Regions from separate parts of the Homo sapiens genome. Here regions 1 and 3 are each linked to region 2. The links are chromatin loops, found by intact Hi-C in ENCODE. Cell type or tissue: GM12878. All regions are shown on one strand.

Region 1 (8,000 bases), 96 kb before region 2:
TATGATTTTTTAATATGTCGATTATATCTGAATAAAACTATTAAAGTAAAAAAGGGGACTTTTGTAAATACCCACCCTATTAAATAGAGCTCATACAACATCCTCCACAATCTAGATCCTTACTGCCTTTGTTTAAATAACCATTCTTCTGGGTGGTGGATCTCAACAGTCTAAGTTAATTAGGGTGGTTTTATTCCTTGTTTCCCCAGGGAATGGATTGGGTGTGGCCATAAATAACCATTCTGGACAATGAGATATGAGGGAAAGTCATGAGGAGGCTTCTGAGAAATGTTTACTTCCTTAGAAGAAAGAAACAGAAAGGGAAGTACCCTTTTCTTTCTCTTGACATAGGTGTGTCCAGATGTGATGTGTGAAGTTTTTGCAGCCATCTTATGACCACGAGGGATAGCAATTTGCGAACATAGCTAATACATGGAGGAAGGCAAAACAGAGATGAAAGAAACCGGGTCCTTTATATCGGGAGTCCCCAACCCTGGGCTACGGACTGGGCCACACAGCAGGAAGTGAGCAGTGGGGGAGCAAGCATTACCACCTAAGCTCTACCTCCTTTCAGGTCAGTGGCAGTATTAGATTCTCAAAGGAGCACGAACCCTGTTGTGAACTGTGCACGTGAGGGATCTAGTTTGCATGCTCCTTATGAGAATCTAACTAATGCCTGATGATCTGAGGTGTAACAGTTTCATCCCGAAACCATCCTGCAACCTAGCCTGTGGAAAGATTGTTTTCCACAAAACCTGTCTCTGGTGCCAAAAAGATTGGGAGCTGCTGCTTTATAACATTGTCCAACTGTTGAATTAATGAGCCTGCAATATCTCTAGACTCTATATTATGTTATGTAATAAGTACCTTTATCATGTAAGGCTATTGAGTTTAGGTTTTTACTACATGCAGCCAAAAGCATTCTAACTGATATACGCCTGATCTTTTTAAGACTCAGCTCAAGCACTGCCTCTCCCAAGAAGGCTTCCCTGATAGCTGCTGTCTTCTGTACCTAGACTGGGTTACATACCCCTGCTCTGTATTCTCAGGACATCCTCTTATGGCCATTTTTTTTTGTGGTGTATGTAATTATCTATCTACAGTTCTCCCCCTGCATTGGACTGGCAACATCTCAGGACAGGACCATGTTTTCTTTATCTCTATTTTACCAAAACCTAAAGAGTAATTAACACATAGTAGGCATGTAATGTATACAGATGAACTGAATTGAAACTCTCCTGCTCACCTTATCCTACACTAACCAATAGGTCTCGCTGCCTTCCAGTCATTCCCAGCCTACATAATTCTCATACCTAAGAATTTCCTTCTTCTCTACTTCAATCTTTTGTAGTTTCTTTTCCCTGACATATTTAGAAAATGTAGTTATATTTGAGGTCTCCCTGAACTTACAAAAGGCCATACTCCAGGTGTGCCCCTGCAGGCTGGGAGGGAAGAAGGAAAAGGGGCTTGTCTCTTTCCCCACGTTTTGGGCATTGCCTCTCCAATTTCTACCCACGGTGACCTTGGCTCTTGGGGGGAGCAGCAGCTGTTCTGTCCACAGTGTGACAGCAGACTGAAAGAACTTTGAGTTTTCACCTGTTCTCCCCTGTCCCCTCCTTCAAGGCCCCTTGGCATTATGTTACTGCACATTTTGGCCCAAGTCTGCCAAGATTTCTAAGTTCTCAGTATTTGATTCTTTTCTATATCTTGCTATTTTGCAACAGCACCAACTCCAATGACACTGACAGGTAATGTTTTCCTGCCTCCCAGATCATTACCAGTGAAAAAGATGTAAGCCCAGAACAGGCCAACCCCCCAACCCCCACTACTCCCAGGGGCTTCGGCTGGATATTTTTCTCCCCCTCCCTGGAACCTCGGGCTGGAGGCAACACCATTCATCATTTTTTTGGCTGCAAATTCTGCAATATTATGGTTTCCATTTTTGGAAAAAAAGACTTCTTTTTAAAATTTATAGTATAAAATGGCATAGTCTCTTTCCCCTTCCCTTTTTTTATTCCCCTCTCTCTCTGTCTTCTGTATCTTTCCAGATTAGTGCCTAAAAACACAGACTCTGAAATGAAATGATCTGATTTGGGATCCTTGTTTTATCACTGAATAGCTAAGTAGTCTTTGGAAATAAACCTTCTGTACCTCGGTTCCTTCAGCTCAAAAGTGGTGATAATTGTTCTATACCTATCTCATAGAGTGGTTTTAAGTGTTAAAACATAACATAAAAAGGGCTTATAAGGATGCGTAGTACAAGGTAAGTACAATATAGGTGTTAAATGTTATATTACTACTACCACTACCACTGATACCATAGCTAGCATTATTGAGGGCATACTATTTATTATGTGCCTGATATTTACTATGCTAAACTCTTTAAAAACACTGGTCTCTTAAATTTGTATTAAGTCTTAAGAGGTGATTGAAAAAAAGTTTTTGAATGCTCTGTGGAAGGCACTTTTATATGCTCTTTACTCTGATTTTATTATGTAATTTTCACTACAACCCTATAAGGTAGTTATCATTAAGGTGCAGCCGTCACAGATGATGAAACTGAGGCACAGATTAAATGGTTTGCCAAAAACCAAGTCTTAAATTTATATCTCTCTAAACCGGTGGTTCTCAAATATTAATACACATCAGAATCACCTGGTGGGCTTATTAAAACACTGATTGCTGGACTCCAGCTCCAGAGTCTCTGATTCAGTAAGTGTGGGTGGGGTCTGAGAATTTGCATTTCTGGTAAGTTCCTGGGTGACGTTGACACTGCTAGTCTGGGAGACGGGGTTTCCTATTCTGAGATCCACTGTATTTTTTTTTTTTTTTTTGAGACGGAGTCTCGCTCTGTCACCCAGGCTGGAGTGCAGTGGTGTGGTCTCAACTCACTGAGCCTCCCAAGCTCAAGCGATTCTTGTGCCTCAGACTCCTAAGTAGCTGAATCTACAGGTGTGTGCCACCATGCCCGGTTAATTTTTGTATTTTTAGTAGAGACAGGATTTCACCATGTTGGCCAGTCTGGCCTCTAACTCCTGACCTCAGGTGATCCTCCCACCTCAGCCTCCCAAAGCGCTGGGATTTCAGGTGTGAGCCATTGTGCCTGGCCAACATCCGCTGTATTAATGGCAAGTGCTGCTTTACCGTTAAAACAGGCACAATCCATAGTTGATATCTTGAATTTTGCCAACTATCTTAACTAGGAGTCATATTTCTCATCACAGGAACTGAAGAAAATAATTTATGTTCATCACTCCACTCACAGTGTCCTGGGGACATTATGAGTTCAGTTCAGTCTTCCTTACATGCTGGCTTCCAGCTAGCACTCAAGGAAACGGACTCTCACTTAGCATCCCATTCTCTGGTTATGGTGATCTCTTTGTTTTGATTTATATTATTTCATTATTTTCTGTCTTTTTCCACAAAGATGTTATTTATTTCACCAGCTGTCCTTGCAAATGGACCATGAGTCTGAGCACTGAAGCTGCTGACATTGTAGATTTTAAAGGCCCTTACGTGGAGAGGCACAGGAAACCCGAGAAAATGAAGCACCACGTTGGTTAAAGGGTTTGGGTGTTTCCCTTATTAACAGTGGATGATCATCAAATATAAGAGATCTCCAGACCATCAGAATAGAGATCCTGAAACTGGCAAACATAATCCATACTAGTTGTGCCAGTTATCAACCCATTTCCTCTCAGCTCCAAATGCATCCATCTTTGCTCTATTGGTGGTAGCGGGACTGGACCCTGTAAACATTTCTCCTTTCCCAACTGCCGAAGTGTTAGCCTAATTGTCAATAGAGGGTACTGGGGTGTTGCTGTAAGGTCATAGCAGAGGAAGAGGCTTATCTTCAGTTATGGTGCTCTTACTCTCTTATGGTACAGCTGTCAGCAAACAGGCAGACAGGAGGCCCAAGTCGTTCACTCTCTAGTGAGTTTCTCCTGCACCCAGCAGACCACTTCCTGTAGACCAGCTGTGACCCCTCAGCTGCCTGCAGGTTGTTTCTTATAAGTCAGCTCCAGTCCCCTGGTACCCCAGCTGGCCATGTCCTGCTCTCCAGCTCAGCCCACCAGCTCGCTCCAGTGAACTTAGCCACCCAGTTTCAGTTCCTGCAAACCAGCTGCAGCTTGCCTGCACCTTCTAGAGTGTCTCAACCACCTAGCAAGCTGTTCCTACAGACCAGCTCTGGCCAAACTTTCTGACAAGTTTCTTTACCACTGAGAGGCTACATGTTTCTGTGTCAGCCACAAGATACCCACTGAGGGCTGAATTCAGCCTTGGAGGAGGGACCTTCTTTCATGTTCTTAATTCTTTATGTTATGTTCTCTCCATTCTAGAGGTAGGAGCTTCTTCTCTATATTCTCTAGTTCTCTTTTAGTAGTTAATTGCATTTTACTAGCTCATAATTCTGTATATTACATTTTTTCTGTTCAAATTACTGGTGTGTAGCTATCTCCTGACTAGACCTTACAGAATTGATACCAGTAGTGGTCCTAAAAGACAGACCCTCACACATGAGATTTGGTACTAGTTTGATCATGATTTTAGGCTTCAGTGCAGAGACAATTTCTTTGCCAGTGGGAAATTGATACTAATAATCCATGGCAGGTAATAGCTTTGCAATTAATCAAACTATGGTAATTGTGATGAAGTGCAAACTAAAGCAAGGACTATGATGTTGGATGGATCCTCTGGAGTGTACTGTAGCATTTACAGAAAGCAAATGACAGGCTAAAATTCCTTTAATTTTCAGTTCAAGTCATGAGTGGCAAACTAGACATTTCTAGGGCAGCCCAAAAATAATCTTTTATTTATTATGGCCACAGGCTGATATTGATAAAAATCAAACATAAAATTTAATTGGGAGGCTTGCAGAATTACAATTTCAGTTGGATTCACAGCCTTGCCAAATTTCTGATGTAAAAGATAGGAAATCAAATGGGAAAGCATGAGACACTGAAACTTGGAGTGAGGCATCAGGTTAGAACTGATTCTAAACACACCCACGTCACTCTGAGCCTCCCTTGCTTGTTCTTCTGTGTTTGGGGAGACCACGCTTTCTTTGGTTGAAAGCCCTGCAGTAACCTCCGCTGGGATAGCAATGTTCCGAGGGGATGCTCATTTTCCACAAGACTACAACAACTGCCCCCGTTGCCACTACACCAATAACTAGGTTCAAATCACAGTGTGCCCCAGATCAGGAACATATGATGACCCAGGAGGAAATGACTTATATACACTGCATGATTTTGCTCATATATATGAGCAGAAACCTAAAAAATATATGTGGAGTAGATTTTGTAAAATATAATGCTAGATCATTATCACTATGTCTTTTCTTTGAGGCATAACCAGGGTCCTTTTTAAAAATGAATAAACAAACAAACAAACTTTATTTTATGGAAGCTATGTGAGGATAGCCCTAATAGAAACTAGTAATGTATTATGATCCTGCAGTATTTGAGACAAAATTATATTAGTACATGAAGAGACAGAATGATTACTGGAACAAAATAGAGCCCAGAGAAATACTTAAGTATGAATGGGAATGTGATTTGTAAAAATGGTGACATTTCAGGTAAGGGTCAAATAATAAATAAATCAATAAATAGTGTGACAATAGACTAGTGATCTGAGGGGATAAAAGAAAGAGACAGGAGAGAGAGAGAGAAAAAAAGGAAGCTGAATCCTTACATCATTTCTTACCTAAAATAAATTTCATCTTGGTCTATTTTTGCAACATAAAAAAAATTATGAAAGCATTAGAATAAAGGCAGTATTTTATTTTCTTGGAATAATAAAGATCTCTTAAAGTGTGACATAAAACCCAGAAGCTATGAAGAATAGATTTATAAATTTGATCACATAAAATGTAACAGAGCAAAACAAAGCCCAAAGACAAAACAATAAACTGAGAAATGTTACTGTCACCCATATTGTAGACAAAGACTGATTTATTTAATTTTACTACTATAAGCTATGAAAGGAAAATAAATCTTGGGACCCCAAACTCACTAAGCCAAAGGGAAAAATCAAGCTGGGAACTGGGTCACACAAACCTGCCTCCCACTTTTTTTCCTAAATAAGATGGCTACACGATGAAAAGCTACACATCTCCCTCATAGTTTGCCCACAAGGAAATTCCTTGTGGGCCCCAAGATCTTTACCTTAAAGCATTTCTGTTAAAATTCACCATGGCAATATAAATTGATAGCTTATCTTCACAGGTGTGGGGACATAGGACAGAACTCAAAGTCATCCCTCTGCCCACCTGACGCAAACGCATATCTTATTGTTTCCTCTGCCCTATTGTCTATGCTATCATATGTAAAAATTCACATTCACTGAGCCAGACAAAGGCATAAGTGACTATTTTTTCCCCTACTGCCCCTCTTGCATGCAAATTGTGTATATCTCAATATCCCCCTCTTTTCCCCTTTAAATTTGAAGCCCTCAAAATCATATTCGAAGAAAGGCATAGACCTGTCTCCCAGGCACACATCCTTAGCTTCGGCAAATAAGCCCCCTAAAATGATTGAGACTTGTCGAGGTCATTTTTCTTGATTGACAAAGCCAAAAAGAAAAACAGGTGAAAACCAAGGAGAAAAACGGACCAAAGATAAAAGCAAGCAGCTCATAATAAAAGACAGCTCATTATAAAGGAAGTACAAGTGGCAATTCACAATACAAATGGATGCCCAACTCTACTTGGAATTCAGGAACATCCATGAAAACAACATAAGGAAAACTGTATGAAGATGGCTGGCACCAAGTGTTGATGAGGGTAGGGAAAGGATAACTTTGGGTGAAAGCACAAATTGATTCAGTCTTTGAAAGTATAGTGAGTCAAATCTATTAAAATTTAAAATGTGTATGCCTTTAGACCTAACTCTAAAACATTTAGGAAAGATATGCTCACACACTTGCACAAGGGTATTTGAACAAGATGCTTACTGCTGTTTGTACTAGTGAGAAAAATGCTGGAAACAAGCTGAATGCCCATCTCTAGAGAACCAGTTAAATAAATCATGTTACACCCACATGATGAAACACAGTAGATCCATTTTAACAATGAGTATAAACACCAAAAGGTAGCTGTAGCATATTAAGTAAAAAAGCAACCTTCTGAAGAGTATGTATTGTGTAATCTCATCTGTGTTTTTAAAAAAGTATATAAATATAAATCTCTAGGAAAAGTCTGGAAGACATACTAAAAATTGTTAACAGTTTTTACCTCTGGTGAATGGGATGGGGGAGGCTGTGTTTGATGAAGAGCATGAGATTCATACTTCTTATTTTTTATAGTACTGAACTGTTTAACTTTAGTAAGTATGATTCAATTTTATATTTAAAAAATAACTTGTCCCCCCATTTTTTAAAAAAGAGTTTTCCTTTCTCTTCCTTCCTTGGCAGTTTTCTTCTCCTTGCTCTGGAGAATTGCTCAGAATAAATACTCTCAAGCTCTGACCAGGTGGGATGACCCCAGGAGGTACAGGAGAAGTAACTGACTGGGCTAGAGGCAGGAGAACTGAGTTCCTTTTCTTAGTTTTGCCTCCATCTCACAGTAGATCTCCAGCAACTCACTGAATCTCTGCTAACCTCGGTTTCTTCCTGTGCAAATGAGGCTGTAGGGTAACGTTCCTCTCAAGGTCTCATCAGCTTGGTGGCTGAGCAGTGACCTTCTGTTCACCAGCTTTCCAGCCCCACTCCCTGGCTCCTGAGCTCCATCTCCTGCCTTATATGGGAGGCTCCAGCAGCGCCACCGTTCACACAGAGGTGCTGCTGACACTGATGGACAACAGAGGGCTTTTATTCCACCCCACACCTGCTCTATTTGGGGGCTGCTATCAGCCATTTCACATCTCAAATTTGCCTTTGTTATCTAAATGGCCTCTTTGGGGCTAGAAAGCAGATGCTCTGAGTCATTAAGGAGAGCTGTCTCTGTCTAGGTTTGAAGTGGGTTTCTCTGAATAATTCTGTCACTCAAACACCTGGGT
Region 2 (8,000 bases):
TGCAAATAAAAAAATTCCAGTGTGAATAAATTATCTCCGAGGCATTCCCAATGTTGTCCAATGCATGCTAACCAGAACCCAAATTAAGATGAGAGCCGGGGAGGGTGTGGCTGGTGATGAGTCACAGTATTTTTACAAATTCATCTAAAACACAAAACAGGCAAACTCCCCACTTAGAGTTTTTGTTCCGAGTCATTTTTGGAGGATATGTTGGTTGTTAGAATTTGGAACACATTTCTTCCCATAAACTGATGTTCTAAATCTAAATGATGTTTGGTTTCCCAGAGCTGGCCCCCAGAAACTTTTAAAACAGTACAATTTCCACTTGGCCCTATCGTTTTCACGGAAAATGAATTACGAAATCTAAAGTGGAAAGCCAGAAGCCTTTATTTTCTGGTTCTTCCCCATCTCTTCCCTGCGCTGTGGAACAGCACTCCCAGAGGCAACAGAAAGTGGTTCCTCTGAAAGGAGGACTCTGGTAGATTCTCTAGGCCACAATTATTTGCTAATTCTCTACATCTGCACAGGGAAAACTAGATCTGTATGTGAATAAAAACATGTGAGTACCTCTCAACAACTATTTAAGAAACTCAGGTTCCTTAACTAACCTGAATTGAGAGAAAAAAGATGATCTCATTCAATTATTCATGTCTTCGTTCAGCATTTTGTTTTATTTAGAATGTATTGTGTAGCAGGCAGGTCTTGGACATATAGTTGGGGACAAAATAGACCTAGCTCCTGACTTCATGGAAGGAAACCTTGTTTTGGAGGGAGGGGTCTCTGTAAGTGGGTAAATTATAAGTTACATAAATATTAGGCAAAATAGGCAAATAAATAATAGACTTACATGTAGTATCAAGTGCTCAAAGGAAATGAGGACAAGGGGCGAGGTCGTGGGGTGTCCCTAGGAAATGACTTTTGAGCTGTGACCTGAAAGATGAGAAAGAGTGAGTTAGGCAGAAAGAGACAGAGAGTCTGTGTGTGAGAGAGGAAGGGTAAAGACCAGTCCAGGAACAAGAAAGCCTGTGAGATGGAGAAAAGCTGGGTGTGTTCAAGACACTGCCATTAGTGGTGCATTCTGTGGTCCAAGTACACTGAGAAGGGAGCGTGCTGAGATAATGCTGGAGAAGTGAGCAGGGAGCACGTTAAGCCAAACCTAGTGGCCACACCAGGGGTTTTGTGTTTCCTCCTGAGTGCAGTGGAGAACCTTGACGCCTCTAGATAGTCTAATGGCATGAGCTGACCTACTTTTTTAAAAGTCTAATTCAGCTGGAATGTGGAGTGCAGATTTGATAGAGGGACAAGGGGCAAGAAGGGAAGCAAGAAGATTCATGAAGAGACTACTGCAGAAATTCAGGTAAGAGCGACAGAGGCTCAGACCATTGTGGGAGTGGAAACAGAGGGCAATGATTGAAATGGATATAAATTTTGAAGGTGAAACTGATGGAACGTACTTCGTGGATTGGATGTGGGACTTGAGGGATGGACCCTGTAGAGGTAACTCCCAGGCTGCAACATTTAGATGGATGAGATGGGGAAACATGAGGCGAGGCAGGAAGAGAAGATGATGAGTTGGCTTTGGCTGTGTGGAGTTTGAGATGGCTATGAGACACTGAGAATGCAGTTGGAAGCCCAGAAGAGAGTCTGAGCCAGAGACACAAATATGGGGATCGTTGGCAGAAAAACAGTATCTGAAGCCTTGGGGTGGGGCTTTGGGCTCCTCACTTCCTGCCCCACTTGTAGGTACATGTGAGTACACTAAGGTTTACCATTAGAGGAGAGAAAGGAAAGCAACCAGGTCATAATGGTTCAAAGAAACCATTTTCTCCCTCCTGTTAACATAAATTCATTTTCACCCTGAGCATCTCATAAGAGTGAAAATGGACCTGAAAGAAAGCTAGCTCAGGTTCTGATTTCTTTATCACAGTTAGAAGATGGAAATGTCTCCACTGTCATTTCACATTTCTGAGATTTAATGTCCCTTTAATGCATTCCCAAAATGCACCAATAATGAGGAAGTTTTCTCTGCATGTAACTGGGTATGATATTTGTGACTTTTCTGGGACACTAAAAATGAGCCATTCTCCCCTTTACGGTGAAGCTATGTTTGCTTCATAATGACAAGGATTTTAATTACAGTTGGACATTTCTGCTGAGTTGGAGCCTCTCTCCTTAAAATCCCACACCAAATGGAAGTGACACTCTAAAGCCATGGCGTTTGAGCAGACTCAGGTCTCCATGCTGTAGGCTGCCAGGGAATGAGTAATCCTGGCTTTGGAAAGGGCACACTTGTAAAGCTAAATTAATATGCCTGCTTTTCATTCATGACTTCTCTTTGTTTCCAGTTTTAAACTGTTAGCTGCCTTGGTTACATGACCATGCAAAAAAGCAGGTTTGGGAGGTATGTGTGTGTGTTGGCAATCTCGGAATGGACTCAATTCTTGGAACCAAATCAATCAGTGCTAATCCGGTTGCTCGCAGATGAGAAAGGAGAAATAAAATCCCCACCTACCTTACCTTTCTGAATGGAAAACCCCATGCTTATGACAGTCCCCAAATCTGCCATCATTGTTTCCTGTTGGTGAAAAGCCACGAAGCAGATGAGGAGCTTGAAAGTCTCTATTACATCAGCTCCTTTCCAACATTTTGGTTTTTTATTTCATGTGATAAGGTTGAAAAGGCCAATTTGACTGTTATAAATTACCTTTCCTCATCAAAGAACTCCAAGACCAGAGTCCATAAACATATCTAAAAACTGCACTTAGTTATAAACCTCTGGGAGAAAAAATGAAATGATAAGTAAAAGCCTAGACTTTTTTCTCTTTGTTACCATAACTCCAGTAAATAAGTCTTCAGTCTCTGTTAAGAACAAAAAGCTGACCAACCTCAAGTGTAAAGGCTCATGCAGCCTTAGGGCAAAATACCCCCAAAGCGTCGCCAAACAAATCCAAGGGTGACAAGAATGTGCAACTGCCCTGATGTCACAACTCTTATGTTTATGAGAACAGACAACTTGGGCCCACTGGAGGGCATCCTTTTGTCTCCTAATTAACTGTTTTACTTTTGTTTGACCAGATGCCAGCTGCCCTGGGTAACCGCCATGACACAAGAGAGCTAACTGCTAGCAATTAAAAATAAAGATTAGGGGTAGAACCAAAAAGAGTCAGAAGTGTGACCTTAGGACTGAAAATACATGTGCTGACTTCATCTCACCAGGCAGAAGTTTCCAGGCTGCTAATTTTGCCTCATTCACTCGGTGGATTATTGATTAAAAGAAACTTGTAGCAGCTGGCTCTGAAAGTCAAAAGGACAAAGTGGCAATCAGGCCATGACCAAAATGCACACAGAGGCCAAGGGATTTGCAGTGTACTTCCTTGTTTGTAAATCAGAGTCACAGTGGAGAGCTGAAGGCACCGCAGCCAGCGGCACCACCTGTGATTAGGCAGCCACAAGTACCTGGACTCTATGTGTCTTTCTTGCATGTTGCATATACATAAGATAACATCCAGCACCCGACTCACATCTCTGGAAAGAGACTACTTAATTCACTAATTATTCATGTTTCCACTTAGAATCTGATTCCCAGAGCTAATCGCTTATTTAAGTAAAATCTTTGGCCATTGCTGGAGCTGTCAGCCCACAGAAGTGCTTAAGCAAACCAGTGGGAAAAGCAAAACTCAGAAAAGCACACTTCCAGAAGTGCAACGTTTACATTTTTAACTAGCTGGGTCACTTTGCAGGAATGACTTAGTCTCTGTAATGCTCAGTTTCTTTATCTATATAATGGGAGTGATAATTATAGGATTCTGTGGAGAATTAAATAAAATAATGCAGGTCAGGTAATTACTACAGAACCTGGTAGACGGTAAGCACTTAATAAATGTTAGCAAAGATGCTGCAGCCACTGACGATGATGATGATGGTGATGCTGAAGAATGAGCAGAAGAAATCCTTATTTAAACAATAATTCTATATCTTTAGAGTTAAGAGTCTTAAATAGTATCAGCCACAAACTTGCTCATTCTTTTTCTTCGTCTACAAACATTAGCCAGTGTTCAGTTATGAGCAATACTGCCAATAGAAAATCTTTGAAAGTTTTGGCAAGGTATTGGAACAAGTCAGAAGTACTTATTTGCCTGATATAGATTTTGGTGCATGCCCCTTTACATATTCAAAAATAAAAGATGCCAAGGATTATAGGACCTGTCCAGTCAGTAGCCCCTGCCTATTTAGGAGCTGGTCCCAGCATGATAATGTTCCAGACCTAATGATGGCCTGAAGGTGTGGTGACCCTGTGTTTATTTCCTTGTTGATTTCCCTTCTCTGGCTCCAAGATCATTTTCCCATTGCCTGCAGGAAACAACATCTAGGGGCGAGGTAGGCCTGACTTGGCAACCCTAAAGGTGAACAAAAGGACCTTGGCTTTTGGCAAGAGCAGAAGGAAGTTCAGGGGCGTCTCAGCCCCATCCAAACCAGAAGAGATTTGTCACTGATGCTAATGCATGCTGCTCTGCAGGGGACCACTCTCCCTCGAAGCTCCCCATAGCTGCTCTCAGTTTTATGGATCTGCTCTACTCAAAGCCTTGCAGAAGGGGCAGGGGATGCCCAGGTTAACCCCCGCACGTACAAAGGTGGAGCAGTTTTCATGCATAGCTGGGACGAAGAACACTGGAAAGAGAAAGAAAAATTTTCCGAGCTACTGCTAAGCCAGAAAAGCTCAGCTCTCAAACGGACTATCTCCTGAGACGTCACACAGCTGGGAACTGATCCGCAATACAGCAAAGGTAAGATGGCCCGGTTCCTCCACCAGGTAGAATCTCATACAATTTAAAAAAAAACTTCACCTCTGCCCACTCAGCCTCCAGCTCTCACCCCTATCTCTTTCTCTGTCTCTCTCTCTCTCTCTCTCTCTCTCTCTCTCTCTCTCTCTCACACACACACATCAAATTGAGGAGAGTCTAAAAGATGGAAATATCTAGGTATCTTTTTCAAAACACTAGAAAGGCCTCAGGGCATTTGCGCTCTTTATACCCTATTTTTTTCTGCAGTGGCCTTCATTAAAAGCTTCTTTACTTTCACAAATGAAAATGACTTGCCAGACAGGTCAGTAAAAATGTAAGTATTCCCACTAACAGTAACTGGGTTTATGTGACATTATTCTTTATCGTCATTTAAAACACATTCACACACAGACTTTGTTTCATTCCACAGTAGGAGTAGGTGTTGCATTGCAGTTTTACCCATGGATAAAGAGGTTGAGAGAAGCTGTGACCTGCTCACGGGTGTGTAGGGTTGTGGGTGACCAGCAGCACATCCTGTCTCCATTCCCATCTCTTTTCAGTAGAATGGTGACCCTACTCTTTAAACAAAATTCCAGAGTACATTCTTGGCCACGTATTCTGACAAATGTTCTGATGAGAGGATGGAATTTTAGAAATTGGAACTCTCCTGGAAAATCCAGAAATAGATAGCCACAGTATCCTGTACAATATACCACCTTGTCATGTATTCCTGTTTACTTCCATTCCTGGGCATTGAATTCACTTCAACAAATGTCGATAAACTATGTTCCCTGCTCCAACACTGACTGGTCATGTGTCAGGGCGTGGTGCAAGTCCGGTGCCCAAGGAATGCTGACGCAGTGCAGAGCAGGATGGGGGTGGGGCTCCCCTAAAGAGGTGAGCTTCAAACGAGCTCAACATAAAGTGTGGACTTGGATTGAGGGAGAGCATTCAGATACACAAGTCCCCCAGGAGGAATTTGTTGAGTGAACATTTGCTTACACCAAGTCCATGTGGCAGAGCCGAGGGGAGAGGAGCATAGCCTGAGGAATTAGACTGTCTGTTCTTGATTCTTGGTTCTACTTCCTACTAGCTCTGCATTTTGGGGTACCTCAGTTAACACCTCTAACTTCACCTTGCCAATATGTAAAATGAGAATGATGGTAATACATCCCTCATAGCGTTGTCTTCAGCTGTAAATGAGATTATGCATGTGAAGTCTTTCCTGGTGCATAACAACTGCACAATAAATATTAATACTAACTATTGTGATGACCATGTGCCTGGCTCCAAGGGAGATGCAGGGAATACAGATAAGAGGAGGCCTACCCTCAGTGTAATGAAAACCTCATGAGTTAGTTGTGTGCAACTAATGACATGAGGTGTGATGCATGCTCTGGAACCATGAGGGTGGAATCCTTTAAGTCTGTGTGAGTTAGGGTTGAGGTTCTTGGGGGGACACGGAAGGGGACAGAGGTTTCACAGCAGAGGCCCTATATGTAGGGCGGTAGTATAGAACGGTGAAAAGAGCTAGACAGATCTAATTTTGAATCCCAGCTTCCTCCTCTATTTACGTATCTATTTATTTCTATGTTAATCTATATGTATAGAAAACCATAAATTCATACTTCCAATTCCAATCCAACACCACAGAGTTTTCTCCCTTTCCACATTTGTAACTCCCTTCTCTGACATTCATCAGAAGCCGGCTCCCATTATCCTTAATATATTATTTGCTTATTTGCTCAGTCCCCCAAATGTCATCAACTGCCATCATGACCACTGTCCCCTGCCCATGCAGATGCCCTCCGCACCCTGCTTAGGCCCTGACACTTTGTTCTGGGCTGCCCTGAGCTGGCTCCTGGAATTCTGGAGCTACCGTATGTCCTCCACACCCCGCACAGGTGCCTACTTTGCTCAGCCCTATGTAATGTATTTAAGGACTGTGACACGCGCTATGCATTTGTGTATGTACCTGTGTTGTCACTGTCTTTGATGGGGGACAAAGCTGTCTCCTCCATACAGGCAGGGCACGTGTCCTCAGCATCAGGCCTGAAGAAGCCAGGCTCATTCCATTCATTCTATTCCACTCGGTCTGCTCATCTATATGGATGTGGGCTGCTCACTCTCTGCTCAGGGTAGTAAAAACATTTCCAGGGTGAAAACTACTATTTGGGCAGTCCCTGCTCCTTTTTCTTCTCTGTCAAGTCCTTGTCTAGGTTCTCCATTATTCATTTACTCAACAACAGATACAAAGCGCTTACGAGGTTCCAGGTGCTTGGCTAGGGTGGAACATAGAGATTTAAAACCTTAGTCACCACCCTCAAGGAACTCCCAGTCCACTGTGGGAAGCAGACAAGCAATAAATTTCAATTCCATGTGGCCAAGTACAATGAGACCCTACACAGCCTGCCATCGGAGGGCACCTAGCCCAGACTGGGTGGGCACAGAGGAGATGCCCAAGGGGAATCCTAAATGGGCAGAGATTAACAAGGTAAAGACTGACTAGAAGGGGAGTAAAGGGAGTGGTGTGCAGGAAGGATGAAATACTGTAACTGATAGAGAATATCAGGAGCTACCTCAGGGTGGCTAGTGCAGGGCCAGAGGCAAGAGGAGGAGCTGTCCAGACAGGTGCAGGCTGTGGAGATGAGCCAGTGGTGCTGGATTGTAGACTTCAGGACAAGAGCTCTGGAGCCAGACTTCCGGAGTTCAAATCCTGGTTCTGTGACCTAAGATTTGTTGATCTATAGCTGTTGAATCTTCTGCAAGTTACTATTCTCTGTCTTGGTTTCCTTCACTGTAAAACTAGAGATTGTAATAGTAGTCGCCTTGTGGGATTGACATGTAAATTAAATTCTTTTACATAGTGTACACAAAAATGCATAGCATATGGAAAACAATAATAACAAAGCTGTTATTTTCCAGTAGGTGGATCAAAAAGGGGTTAGGGCACTGGTGAAGCAGAAGCACCCCAAAATATAATGAATTAATTAAAAGACAGAAATTTAAACAAATAGATTTTGGCATTGTAAAAGAAACTCTGAAGTTGTTATCTTGAGTAAAATCAGAACCTTTTGGATTCATTTTATGCCTTACTGTTGCTTATCTTTTGATATATTTTGGGTTACAGGCACCATAATTTTTTTATCGTTTCAGCCTCCAAAGGTCCCAGCATTGCCCTGCATGCTAAGGAGACCTCCTCTCTTCTATTGGTTTTTC
Region 3 (8,000 bases), 150 kb after region 2:
TGGGGCAGCAGAGAAAGGTGCCAGTTTCTTTTACTAGGACATGCTGTGTCCTCCCAACAAAGCCATGGCTTGTACCTTTGCCAGCCATTTGTCCAGCTGGAAAATAACGTTACTATTCTGGCAGGGCACATGGTCAAGAGCATTGCTGCCTCCTCAGAAAAGACCATTTCCAGACCAGCTAGGAACTTCCTTTCCATGCACTGCTAATCAGATACTACCAGCCTGCCTGGAAGTGTTTCATTCAAGTATTTGTTACGTTGGAGCCGCTCAAATGCAAGTTGGCTTTTATTTTTTCCATCACACAGTGTTTCACCAATTTTTGAGTTTCCCAGATCAACCTCTTCACTATGTTTAAACAGAATGATTCCAAGCCAACGCAGCTAATCGGTACAGTAAAACCTCACGAATTCAAGCCAGGAATTTGAACTCTTCCAGCTGAGGACAAGCACTAGCAGTGTAAGTTGGAGGCCTGTTTTCTCATCTAGAAGATGAGGACATAAGGTTGTATAACCAAACTCCTTTTCTACTAATATTAAAACCACATTTCATCTAATCTAAGATGCCACTGACTATGAGAGGTATGTTCATATAACAGCAAAGAAGATGACATTTTAAAATGTGCCATCAGTTAAATAATCCCCAAACACCAAAGATATCCCCATGATGCATAGATTGGTGAACTAGACTCTTGTGGCTTTGAAATCCATTCAGATGAATTTGGCAGCTTCTCCTGCCCTTGGTTGTGTTGCTTGGCATGAAATAGGCAATCCTTTTTGAATGTTCTCAATAACAAAATGTAACACCACTTTTAATTCCCTTGGGTGCATCTTTCTAAGCAGATAAAACATTTGCTTGTCCCTTTGCAAGAAAACACAGAATTGTGATTCTGCTTCTAACAATGAATATGTACTTCATCAATATCCAATTGTTCTGTTTTTGAGGCTTTCTATAACTTTTCATTTTAGTACTGAATCATTACATTCAAATGGCAATTAAACTCAATGGTGTAATACCAAGTATGTAGGCAACTCAATGGAAGTGATAAGGGGTACTCGTGCGACTGGGTTTGCAGTGCTGGGATGGTGACGTCTGCATCATGACTGCCACCTGGCAACAGAAACTTCACAACCCCATCAATCACACATGCATCCTGATTTTAGACATGTTAAAGCATGAAAAGAGCATCTTAGGATGTACAAAATATGGAAATAGCGACAATCTCATGAGAACTGCTTGTAGTCATGTAGATACCATGACGACTTTAATGAATTTGCATTCTAGTACTTTTGGCAAAAAGTACTAAACCCCTGATAAGACTTAATGTCGATCAAACCTCACAGCAATCCAGAAAGTATATGCAAATTTGGAAGTTTAGCCAGGTAAATAAAATTTCCCTAGATCACCCAGCTATGTAAATTTCAGAGCAAGGATTTAGATCTAGACAATAGGACCTTCCATCTTGCCATTTCTATGATTCTATGGGCAGTAAAAATCATGTGTGCATATCACGGTAGACTGACCTTTGATTTCATCTACTTTCAAAAACATGAAGCATCCCTGAAGTAGGATCTCAAAGGGCTATTTAAAATAGCTCAATCATATAGGGTTTTGAGTAATGAATTGATAAGAATTTATAATTAACACATCCATTATATGCAAATGGACACTTCCTAAAGGGGCTCGTGATATGATTTCTGCCTTCACAACTGTGGAAACTGGAGTGGTTACCTGTAGCTACCCTCCCCACAGTAGAGTGAGATAGTTAAATCACCATTTCCTGACCAAAACCTAGCCTGTGCGCTGCAATGACTTGCCGAGTGGCAGTGTTCATGTTCATGGCAAAATATGGACCTAGATCAGCTCCAACCTTGGTCTTCTGAGCCTCGAGAATGTTCTTTTTCAACTTCTTTCTATTGCACCAATAACTTGCTTTTCTCACAAAGTTTGGTTTTTGTGGAGTTTTCTGGATTTTTTTTTATAGCATGGATAGTGAATGGGTAGAGACAAATATGTTTTTGCTAAAAACCACAAAAGCTGTTTTACTCTCTTAATGGTAGACAACATGGCAATGAATGACACTTCTCAGATCATGGGAGCCCCCAACACCAGGGAGGCCCTCCCAGACCAGCCCAGAGAAAGAGAATGGAAGCCACCAAGCTGCCACTAGAGGATAGCAATGCTGAACTCACTCCTGTGGCTTTGTGGTGAGGGTGATTCTGTTTGCATGAACAGTTAAATATGGAATCTGGGAGGAGCTTTATATTTACGTTCAGTGCTCTGGGAACAAAATCCAAAAGAAGAGTGAGGGTGTGACTAAGGGCTTTCATGGTCAAAATAAACACCAGCAAGCAGGAATTACCAAATAGTTGAACATTGCCAGCCTCAAACCCTACTCATGTAGACACCATGGTGACCTGAATAAATTTGCATTCCAGCAGCCAATGTAGAGATTGCTTTAAGAGAATGCAGTGGGCGTCTTTAAAAAATCTCAAATTATGAATTCACTTGGTTGGCAAATGTATATTGAGTACCGATGTGTGAAAAGGGAAGAGAGGATATAGCGGCAGGCAAATCAAATTCCAAGTTCAACAAGCCTATTATACATTCTTCAATTGTATTTGAAGAGGGCTGACTGAGGAATGGCAGCAGAGCCAAAGCTCTTCTTCACCTCCCCGCTGGTTCTGTTACAGCTGTAAAGGTGCCTCCCACTACGGCCTGACCAAAGATAGGAAGAGGCGCTCACAAGATGGCTGTCCAGACGGCTGTGCGAGCCTCACAGCCACGGCTCCCTCCCCAGAGGTTTCTGCAGCTGCCACCATCTCCTTAATGACAGACGAGCCTGGCCTAGACAACCCTGCCTACGTGTCCTCGGCAGAGGACGGGCAGCCAGCAATCAGCCCAGTGGACTCTGGCCGGAGCAACCGAACTAGGGGTGAGTCAAATGGGTGGTTGTCCGGGAATGGGCTCCTTGGCTTGCGATTGCCCTCTGTGGAATACTTACTGTGGAAAGTTCTGTAAATGTTTTTTAAGGGGAAATCGTTCTGGTAGTTTTGGCAGGAACCCAATGTCCAATTCGCCAAAGTGAAATGAAACCGCAAGTACCTCCAATCATTAAAACTGTGTGTAATCTGACTTGGTGAAAGGGGCTGAAACTAGACCTAATGATTCATCACTCCTGCAGTGTCAGTAATTTTTCAGCCATGCTGCTCAAGAAAAGTGGTATTGTATTCAGTTCAGCCCAGAAACAAAAAAGAAAAGCAGGATTTTAAGCACGTCGTACATATTTCACTGTAGAAAACTTAAAAAATACAGGTAAGCAAATTCTACAATCCTACCACCCAGAGGTAGTCACTGTTAATGTCTTATTGTGTATATCTTATCAGATATGTACATAAATGATTATTTCTATTAAATCATAACTACTGTTCCTCCTGTCGCTATTCCTCAGCACGGCCCTTTGAGAGATCCACTATTAGAAGCAGATCATTTAAAAAAATAAATCGAGCTTTGAGTGTTCTTCGAAGGACAAAGAGCGGGAGTGCAGTTGCCAACCATGCCGACCAGGGCAGGGAAAATTCTGAAAACACCACTGCCCCTGAAGGTAAATGAACTCCCCATAAGGCTGGATGGACATGGGCTGGGCTTCCAGGGGGACTTCAGGGATGACGCAATCTGATCACCTTCCACCTTCTGTGACCCCTCTCTTCCCAAGGGTATACAATATTTTTTACTTTGATTAGCCTACTTCTCACGTATGTAGCTAAAGGCAGAAAGTATTATCATCTTTTTACATAGATTGAAGAAAAAAGTGTTGAAACCCTCACCTTCAGGCGCTAGTACCATTATGCATATGAGGAAGAATAATTATAATTAATGAGTGAAAAACATTTAAAACAATGACTGGCACATATAATAAATGCAATATATATATTCGCTCTCCTTACTCTTTCAACTACATTTGAGGTGTGGTGCTGAGTGTTTTACATGCATTTCCTCATTTAAGCCTCACAACAACCCTATGAGGTAGCTACTATTATTCCTCTTTTTTTTTTTTTTTTTTTAGACAGAGTTTTGCTTGTCGCCCAGGCTGGAGTGCAACGGCGGCATGATCTCGGCTCACTGCAACCTCTGCCTCCTGGGTTCAAGCAATTCTCCTGTCTCAGCCTCCCAAGTAGGTGGGATTACAGGCACCCACAACCACAACCAGCTATTTTTTGTATTTTTTAGTAGAGACGGGGTTTCTCCATGTTGGTCATGCTAGTCTCGAACTCCTGAACTCAGGTGATCCACCCACCTCGGCCTCTCAAAGTGCTGGGATTACAGGCATGAGCCACCGCACCTGGCGCCACTCCTATTCCTGTTTTACAGATGAGGAAACTGTGGCACAGAGAGGTTACTTAGGTTGCTCAAATTACCTTGCTAAACTTTGAATCCAGGTAACATGGCTGTAGAATTCATGCAAAGGAAGCTATTGAGTCTTAGATCCCATATGTTTTCCCCAATATAAGTGGAGCTGAGGAAATACTGTCCTACTGTCTTTGCATTTTATGTTAGAACTTTAGAGTAGTAGTAACAGCTTTTTTAAAAAATTGAGCTCTTTCTGCATGCACATAGTGTTTTAAGTCATTTAGATGTGACAATAATGTTAAGGGGATAGGACTATCATTCCCATTTTACAGATGAGAAAACGGAGACCCAGAGGGATTAGGTAACTAGCCCAGTCACCCAGCTAAAAAATGGCAGAACCAAGATTTTAAATCAGGTCCTCTGGTTCCAGAGCCTACTCTCTTAGCTCCTGGGTTATACTGCCCTCTACTCTTGGGAGTTGGGAGGCAGAACCCAAACCACTGTATGTATTATGCCCTCAAAATTCATGAGCAGCCTTATCAGACCTTTTCTTGTATACTTATTCATGATTGCCTCTCACCCTGCACGTACATGCTGCATGCTCTAACAGCTCTCAGCTTATTACAGTCCTATAAATGCTGTATATCTTTCTTTCACCTCCCTTCCATTATCCAGCCTGCGCTCCCACTCTCCTTTCAGCTGGCATTCACGTTCCTTCTTCCAGATTTAGTGTAAGACTTTGCCTCCTCCTGGAAACCTCACTCCCTCAGCCCCCTTTTTAGGTGTTTTTGAAGCACCTGTATCAGCGATGATCATGTTTCATGTAACTGTACCTCAAAGTGCAGGGATTATTTTTCTGAATCTTTGTTCTTAAGGCCTAGCACAGTGTCTGGCACATAAGTGTCCACTAAATGTCTGTGCAATGGCTAAATGAAAAGATTAGAACTTCCTTTCCACCAGTCTCTTCCTCTTATTAAAGACTCTTCAATTCCACTCCATGTAAAGTTCTCTACTACTTGGGCCAGACGTGGTGGCTTACTCCTGTAATCCCAGCACTTTGGGAGGCTGAGGCAGCCATATCACCTGAGGGTGGGAGTTTGAGACCAGCCTGGCCAACACAGTGAAACCCCATCTCTACTAAAAATACAAAAATTAGCCAGGGCATGGTGGCGGGCACCTGTAATCCCAGCTACTTGGGAGGCTGAGGCGGGAGAATTGCTTGAACCTGGGAGGCAGAGGCTGCAGTGAGCTGAGATTGTGTCACTGCACTCCAGCCTGGGTGACTCCATCTCAAAAAAAAAAAAAGTTATCTTGAAAAAGATTTATTTGCATATTTATTACAAAAACATTTATAAAACAGATTATTATATGTAAGGCACCGGCCTAGGTGCTGTCATTTTATATAAAGAATATAAAATGTAGTTCTTGGCATCAAGGGGTTTATTCAAGACTAAAATATAATAAAATAAAAGCATACCTCATTTTTATTTTTACAAATTGAAAGCTTGTGGTCACCCTGTAGCCAACAAGTCTGTTTGCTCCATTTTTCCAAAAGCGTGTGCTCACTTCATGTCTCTGTGTCACATTTTGGTAATTCTTGCAGCATCTCAAACTTTTTCATTATTATATCTGTTATGGTGACATGTGATCAGTTATCTTTGGCGTTACTATTGTAATTGTTTTAGCGTGCCACGAGCCATGCCCTTATAGGTCAGTAAATTTAATAATTGTGTGTTCTGACTACTTCACTGGCCATTTCCCCATGTCTCTCTTCTTGGGCCTCCGTATTCCCTGATACATAACAGTATTGAAATTAAGCCAATTAGTAACCCTACAATAGCCTTTGAGTATTCAAGTGAAAGGAAGAGCCACATGTCTCTCACTTTAAATCAAAAACTAGAAATGAACCTTGGTAAGGAAGGCATATTGAAAGCTAAGGTAGGCTGAAAGCTAGGCCTCTCGTGCCAAACAGCCAAGTTATTAATGCAAAGGAAAAGTTCTTGAAGGGAATTAAAAGTGCTACTTCCAGTGAACACATGATTTACAAAGCGAAACAGCCTTATTGCTGATATGGAGAAAGTTTGAGTAACCTGGATAGAAAAACAAAACAGCCACAACATTCCCTTAAACCAAAGCCTAATCCAGAGGAAGGTCCTAACTTTCTTTGATTCTGTGAAGGCTGAGAGAGGTGAAGAAGCTAAAGGAGAAAAGTTGGAAGCTAGCAGAGATTGGTTCATGAGGTTTAAGGAAAGAAGCCATCTCCATAACATAAAAGTGCAAGGCAAAGCAGCAAATGCAGATTGTAGCGAAGCAGCAGATGCTGATTGTAACGAAGCAGCAAATGCTGATTGTAGAAGCTGCAGCAGGTTTTCCAGAAGATCTTGCTAAAATCATTGAAGGTGGCTCCACTAAGCAGATTTTCTTTTTTTTTTGAGACGGAGTCTCGCTCGCTCTGTAGCCCAGGTTGGAGTGCAGTGGCATGATCTCAGCTCACTGCAACCTCTGCCTCCTGGGTTCAAGTGATTCTCTTGTCTCAGCCTCCCAAGTAGCTGGGATTACAGGCGTGCACCACTATGCCTGGCTAATTTTTTGTATTTTTAGTAGAGACAGGGTTTCGCCATGTTGGCCAGGCTGATCTTGAACTCCTGACCGCAGGTCATCCGCCTGCCTCGGCCTCCCAAAGTGCTAGGATTACAGGTGTGAGCCACCGCACTCAGCCAACAGATTTTCAATGTAGATGATACAGCCTTATATTGGGAGAAGATGCCATCTAGGACTTTCTTAACTAGAGAGAAGTCAATGCCTGGCTTCAAAACTTCAAAGGACAGGCTGGCTCTCTTGTTCGGGGCTAATACAGCTGGTGATTTTAAGGTGGGGTCCAGTGCTCATTTATCATTTCAAAAATCCTAGGACCCTTAAGAATTATGCTAAATCTACTCTGCCTGTGCTTTCTCCATGGAACAACAAAGACTGGATGGCAGCACATCTTTTTACAGCATAGTTTACTCAATATTTTAAGCCCACTGTTGAGGCCTATTACTCAGAAAGAAAAGTTCCTTTCAAAATATTGCTACTCATTGATAATGCATCCTAGTTACCCAAGTACTTCGATGGAGACGCAAGAGTAATGATGTTTTCATGCCTGATAACACAATATCCATTCTGCAGCCCGTGGATCAAAGAGTAATTTCTACTTTTAAGTCTCATTATTTAAGAAATAAATTTCGAAAGGCTATAGCTGCCATACATAGTGATTCCTCTGATGGATCTGGGCAAGGAAAATTGAAAACCTTCTGGAAAGGATTCACCCTTCTACATGCCATTAAGAACATTAGTGATTCATGGGAGGAGGTCAAAATATCAACATTAACAGGAGTTTGGAGGAAGTTGATTTTAATTCTCAAGGATGACTTTGAGGGGTTCAAGACTTCAGTGGAGAAAAGTAACTATAGATGTGGTGGAAATAGCAAGAGAACTAGAATTAGAAGTGGAGCTTAAAGATATGACCAAATTCCGGGAGGCTGAGGCAGGAGAATGATGTGAACCTGGGAGGCGGAGCTTGCAGTGAGCCGAGATCGCACCACTGCACTCCAGCCTGGGCAACAGAGCAAGATTCCATCTAAAAAAAAAAAAAAAGATATGACCAAATTGTT

The links. Peaks named below come from ENCODE experiments on the same cell type or tissue, not always from the same donor. Only the 100,000 strongest peaks of a DNase experiment are listed, where the experiment ranks them.
Region 1: it touches region 2 in a loop (4-fold over the local background); 2 of 110 quality-filtered maps call a loop at or near these places.
Region 3: a loop joins it to region 2, with 3 times the contacts of the local background. A loop is called at or near these places in 16 of 110 quality-filtered maps.

What each region holds. Positions count from the first base shown.
Region 1 is chr4:53,744,565-53,752,564 of GRCh38, reverse strand. No RefSeq gene overlaps it. Among named protein-coding and RNA genes, the nearest start is that of LNX1-AS2, 160 kb to the right of the region's middle. RefSeq lists enhancers at 3,908-3,957, 4,008-4,217 and a silencer at 7,556-7,615. In GM12878, no CTCF peak of the experiment used is centred here; a DNase peak (open chromatin) is centred at 4,084; H3K27ac peaks cover 2,168 bases.
Region 2 is chr4:53,648,952-53,656,951 of GRCh38, reverse strand. It overlaps a transcript of LNX1 not described here. Among named protein-coding and RNA genes, the nearest start is that of LNX1-AS2, 60 kb to the right of the region's middle. In GM12878, a CTCF peak has its summit at 3,027 (motif pointing right); DNase peaks (open chromatin) are centred at 2,501 and 3,121; H3K27ac peaks cover 1,426 bases.
Region 3 is chr4:53,502,918-53,510,917 of GRCh38, reverse strand. It overlaps LNX1 (ligand of numb-protein X 1), which reads left to right. Exons shown (of 11, transcript NM_001126328.3): 3 at 2,691-2,932; 4 at 3,449-3,601. All of the region lies in intron 3 of LNX1-AS1 (LNX1 antisense RNA 1), which reads right to left. Among named protein-coding and RNA genes, the nearest start is that of LNX1-AS1, 6.8 kb to the right of the region's middle. In GM12878, a CTCF peak has its summit at 4,800; no DNase peak of the experiment used is centred here.